Regions from separate parts of the Homo sapiens genome. Here region 1 is linked to region 2. A link is a loop called in an ENCODE intact Hi-C map of the cell type or tissue named here. Cell type or tissue: IMR-90. All regions are shown on one strand. Each heading gives the region's core, and the rest is flanking DNA. Links, peaks and the distances in the headings are about the cores only. Region 1 overlaps POU2F1 (POU class 2 homeobox 1). Region 2 overlaps POU2F1 (POU class 2 homeobox 1).

Region 1 (2,926 bases), core at 94-2,593, 52 kb after region 2:
GACTACATTCTGCCCTGGCCAAGCTGCTCTTATAAGCCTGAGAGTAGAAATACTAATTTTGTTTGGAGTACCTTTATAGCTAATTTTTAATTAGTGGGTCATTGAAAGTGGCTGAAGCATTTCCAGAGAGCCTCAGGAGCTCAGTGAAGGATCTTGGTGGTTTAGAAGCAAATACCAAACACCTGTAGGAAAGATAGACCTCCCTCTAGTGTTTGATTTAATAGATGTCAGTTACAGGATATGGCTTCTACAAGATTCTGATCAGTACGTATTGAGAAACTTGCCCTGGCTCTGCCCACTGGTGCACATGGGGATTTTAAAACTTTAGGTCAGGGGTGGGGGTCAAGGGGGAGAAGGGCGCTATAATTACTGAAGCTGTGCGAATAGGAAGTGACATCTGAATTAAGATTATACTTTTGTTAAATGACTGAATAAGCAATTGATCTTTTTGCCATGAGGTAACCCAGTAACAAATTTAGAATTTTAAAGGTAGTATCCATTTTTGTTCATTACTAATAGAAATTGAGAACATTAAAGAGAGGGTTTGTTTCTAAAATGCTGTTTTCAGTACAGATTATTAGAGATTGTCTATAATTTTCTCCCTTAGAGAGCAGCTTAGTTTTATTTCATGTTACTTTTTTCATTTTTTTTCCTAACAGATATTAAAGAATTTTTGGTATAAAAGAATTTTCCAGCCATGTTATACTTTACATCTTGCTTGAAGCCAAAAACTAGACTACATTATTCTTTCAATTAGATCCATTATATAACATCCTGGCATAGAGCAATGGCAATAGAAGCCAGGGGTCAATTTTTTTTTTTTTTTTTTTTTTTTTTTTTTTTTTTTTTTTTTTTTTTTTTTTTTGAAGGAAGGAAAGGGAGTAATTTAAAATGAATACTTGTATTTGCCTCGGGGCTGGGAGAGATGTGGTAGCATTCTCTGAGTAGGAACTGTACTGTTGGGGAGTAGACTTGACAATGAGATGATGAAACATTTCAGCACTGAAAATGTTGTACTTGGGGTGCCTTGTGGTGCTTGCAGGTGAAGATGTGGGCAATTGAAGATAGAGATAGGTTCCTGAGGAGAGGTGTAAGAGTCTTTAACAGGGAAATGCTACGGGGAGGAGAGTGGAATCAGCCAAGAGGACCAAGGACGGAGCTCTTCTAAGGTGTTGAAAGGGCTGGTAGAGGAAGAGGAGCCCATGCCTTTGTTGTCGAATAGGATGGACACTGACTGCATGTGGCTCTTTAAATTTAAATTAAATTAAATTAAATTAAAAATTCAATTCCTCAATCATACTAACCACATTTCTAGTGTTCAGTAGCCACGTGTAGTTAGTGACTACCATATTGGCCAGTACATATAATAGAACATTTCCATTATCACAGAAAGTTCTATTGGACAGTGCTTAAGTAGACTAAGAAATAACAACCATGGAGATCAGATGTGAATCAGACCAGTGAGCTCATGGAGTTAGCATTTAGTGTGGTCAAGTCCTGCCATAGGAGCCTTAAAATGTGACCCTTGAATTTGACAATTAGTTACTGTGGGCCTTTTAAAGATTTTAGTTAAGTGGTTTGGAAAGAAATTGCTGTGGTTAAGAAAGTGAATGGTTGTGTAAAGGGAATGATAAATGTAAGCAACTCTTTTCATGGAAGCTCTATATGGGGCTATATATATGTATCATAGTGGTTAAGAGCTCAGACCCTGAAATCAAACCCCATGGATTCATATCTTGCTCCTTTCACTTGCTAGTTGTGTTACCTTAGGCAAGTTACTTTTTTCATGTTAGAGTTTTTCTTAGCTGTAAGATGGAGATAAATAATAATCCATCTCATAGTCTTGTTGTATACACGGAAAGCAAGTAGGTATGTGGCACAGTCCATTCACTATCAGTGTTAGCTATCTATTAGGAGGAAGGGGAGGATGATAGAGAAGGAAAGAATGGGAGGGGACGTTAGAAGGGCCTCCTAGTGAAGCAATTTGAATATGTTTAGATGCTAAGGGAAAAGAGCCAGTGTAGGAGGGGAGTGGCAAAGAAAGAACAGATGATGCAGCCATAAAAAGGAATGAGATCGTGTCCTTTGCAGGGACATTGATGAAGTTGGAAGCCGTCATCCTCAGCAAACTAACACAGAAACAGAAAACGAAACACCACATTTTCTCACTCATAAGTGGGAGTTGAACAGTGGGAACACATGGACACAGGGAGGGGAACATCACATACCAGGGGTGAGGGTGAGGGGAGGGAACTTAGAGGACGGGTCAATAGGTGCAGCAAACCACCGTGGTACACGTGTACTTATGTAACAAGCCTGCATGTTCTATGTATCCCGGAACTTAAAGTAAAATAAATAAATAAGAAAGAACAGATGAGTCAGGGATCCATTTTTGAGGAGAGGGGAGGTGTTGGGTTTCAGAGCACGTGGTGGCTGAAGTAGCCTAAAGTAGAAGATTCCTTTTTTTGTTGTTTTTTAGGTGAGAAATGGGAGAGTAAAGGAGATAAAGACAGATTCAGATAGTAAGTTTTCAGGTAGAAGGGAATGTAAGAAAGCAGTCTAGAGAGGATTAGGAACAGTCAATTAGGGATTTCCTTGTGATACAGGGAAAACAAAACTGGGAATAGAATGCAATAAACAAGTCTAGGATTAAAATAAACACTATCAGCAGGATTTGTAGCAAAGTGTCATAATCCAAGTTAGGAAGGCTGACATCAGATAAACTCAGAAGGTAAAGAGCATTCATTGTGTTTCTGAGGAAGGCAGGAAGCTGCTACCGTTTAACTGGCTCACATCCTACAGGGAAAGATGAGCAAGGGAGCCTCTGACTAGGTTGAGAGGCAGAACAGAGATGGAGCAAGGTCAATGTTTGGTAATTTTCTCCACCAACAAAAATATTAATAAGATTTTAGGATATTAAAATAAG
Region 2 (2,926 bases), core at 100-2,599:
TGCAAGAACCAGAAGAGATAAAGGTTGCCTTTTATGTTAGATTTGATTCTAAATCTAATGATATAGGACAGCGGTGCTTAAGCTATTTTTGTGAAGTGATAAGGAAAAACCCTGGGAAAGGTTCAGTGGTGGTTTGCACAGCTGATTATTTGTTATGATTAATTGTTCCACTTTTATTTTCTTTTGTGGCCTGTAACCTAATTTTTCACTTAGTATTGGGATTATTTTAGTACAAACAAGTGATATATTTGTAAGAAGGGATCCAGAGAGTATGGTAAAATGTCTGGATGCTGATGTTCTCTAAGTTAAAGGAGATTCTAGGGGGTAGTCTATAATAAAGGAAAAACACATTTTTTAAGGTTTTAATTTTTCAGAGTGCAGGGAGGTGCTAGGTGCTTTCCTCACATTAAGTATAACATTTCCTTTTACAGTATGTCAGCATATTGTTGAAGTTTTCCAATATGAAAATAATATCTATTTACTAGCATATTAAAGCTTAGCAAGAGAATTTTAATAGCCTCATTTAGCCTCCTAAACAGTCAGAGGCAGGGAAATATTATTAGAGTAACAACACTGTAGGTGCTCTCTTTTGTCTCTAGTAGCAAAATGAATTCTGGCTACCATGTACTGTAGGAGTGCTGCTGGCTTGAGGCTCCTGAGATCTGGCATGGCTGTTATACTGACTTGTTTTCTTTCAAATTCATGTTAGAAAAATCTGTGCGTGTGTGTGTGTGTGTGTCTGTGTACACAAATATTTATATTACCGTGTCTCAGTGCTTTGAGACTGTGTGAGGCGGGGGAAGAGCTGTTGAGGCTTTTTATAGATAAAGTTGATAATGCTTTTTTGACTTGGTTTTCTGTTACCATCTTTTTTGTCTCTATTATGATATCTATTATATAAGTCAGAAGGAGAAATGACACAAATGCCAGTATACCAGTTCAAGATAGGATCTTGGTTTGATTTAGCTAAAATTTACCCTACTTATTGGTGCAATTTTTAATAATAGAAAACCATTCCTCATTGCTTGGAATTTTTATCTGCACTTTCCATTTTGAATATTATTGTTAGTTGTTGAACACCAGGTTTACTCTGCAGGACACCAAGCAAAGCTTTAGAAATTTCTGCCATCATTAAACCCTGAACAGACTGATAAGCAGCAAAATTGAATCAGTTTAAAAAAAAAAAAAAACTTGCCAACAAAAAAAGTCCAGGACCAGATGGATTCACAGCTGAATTCTACCAAACATTAAAGAAGAATTGGTACCAATTCCAAAAGATTGAGAAAGAGGGAATCCTCCCTAAATCATTCTATGAAGCCAGTATCACTCTGATACCAAAACCAGGAAAGAACATTTAAAAAAAAACTACAAGAAATAATAAATAAATAAAAATTAAAAAGAAAACTACAGACCAATATCCCTGATGAACATAGATTCAGAAAACCTCAAGGAAACACTAGCTAACTGAATCCAGCAGGACATAAAAAAGACAATCCACCATGATCAAGTAGGTCTCATCCCAGGGATCCAGGGATGATTTAACATACACAAGTCAATAAATGTGATACATCACATAAACAGAATTACAAACAAAAACCATACGACCGTCTCAATAGACAAAGAAAAAGCATTTGATAAAATCCAGTATTCCTTTATGATAAAAACCCTCAACAAACTAGGCATGGAAGGGACTTTTACCTTAAATTAGTAAAGCCATATCTGACAAACCCACAGCAAACATCATACTCTATGGGAAAAAGTTGAAAACATTCCCCCTGAGAACTATAACAAGACGACAATGCCCACTTTTACCCCTTCTATTTAACATAGTCCTAGAAGTCCTAGCCAGAGCAGTCACGCAAGAGAAAAGAAATAAACAGCATCCAAATTGGAAAAGAGGAAGTCAGACTATCGTGATTGTATGCCTAGAAAACCCTAAAGACTCTTAGATTCGAGAAACAAATTCAGTAAAGTCTGAGGTTACAAAATCAGTGTTTACAAATCAGTAGCACTGCTGTACACCAATGACCAAGCCAAGAATCAAATCAAGAACCCAATCCCCTTTACAACAGCTGCAATAAAATATAAAATACCTAGGAATATACTTAACCAAGGAGGTGAAAGATCTCTATAAGGAGAACTAAAAAACACTGCTGAAAGAAGTCATAGATAACACAGACAAATAGAAGCACAACTCATGCTCATGGACTGGAAGAATCAATATTGTGCCAGTTGACAGATTCAATGCAGTCCCTATCAAAATACCAACATCATTTTTCATGGAATTAGAAAAATATCCTAAAATTCATATGGAACCAAAAAAGAGCTCAGGTAGCCAAAGGTAATTGTAAACAAAAAGAACAAATCTGGAGGCATCACCCACTACGGGATTTCCAGTTATACTACAAGGCTGTAGTTACCAAAGCAACATGGTACTGGTATAAAAGTCGGCATGTAGACCAATGGAACAGGACAGAGAACTCAGAAATAAAGCCAAATATGTATAACCAACCTGATCTTCAATAAAGCATACAAAAAAGTAAATTAGGAAAGGACACCCTATTTAATAAATGGTGCTGGGAGAACTGGTTAGCCACATGAAGAAGAATGAAACTGGATTCCTATCTCTCACCTTATACAAAAGTCAATTCAAGATGGATCAAAGACTTAAATCTAAGACTCAAAACTGGAACTAGAAGATAACCTTGGAAAACCTCTTCTGACATTGGCCTAGGCAAAGAATTCATGACTATGGTGGCTCACGCCTGTAATCCCAGCACTTTGGGAGGCCGAGGCGGGCGGATCACAAGGTCAGGAGATCAAGACCATCCTGATCTCAGTGAAACCCCGTCTCTACTAAAATACAAAAAAAAAAAAAAAAAAAAAAAAAAATTAGCCAGGTGTGGTGGCGGGCACCTGTGGTCCC

What was found. A loop is a pair of places that touch in the nucleus more often than their neighbours do. Peaks named below come from ENCODE experiments on the same cell type or tissue, not always from the same donor. Only the 100,000 strongest peaks of a DNase experiment are listed, where the experiment ranks them.
Region 1: a loop joins it to region 2, with 2.0 times the contacts of the local background. A loop is called at or near these places in 5 of 110 quality-filtered maps.

Annotation. Positions count from the first base shown.
Region 1 is chr1:167,342,822-167,345,747 of GRCh38, forward strand. All of the region lies in intron 2 of POU2F1 (POU class 2 homeobox 1), which reads left to right. Among named protein-coding and RNA genes, the nearest start is that of POU2F1, 120 kb to the left of the region's middle. In IMR-90, for the core only: no CTCF peak of the experiment used is centred there; a DNase peak (open chromatin) is centred at 1,470.
Region 2 is chr1:167,291,308-167,294,233 of GRCh38, forward strand. All of the region lies in intron 1 of POU2F1 (POU class 2 homeobox 1), which reads left to right. LOC124900412 (a long non-coding RNA gene) reads left to right here. Exons shown (of 2, transcript XR_007066718.1): 2 at 1-2,926. Among named protein-coding and RNA genes, the nearest start is that of POU2F1, 72 kb to the left of the region's middle. In IMR-90, for the core only: no CTCF peak of the experiment used is centred there; no DNase peak of the experiment used is centred there.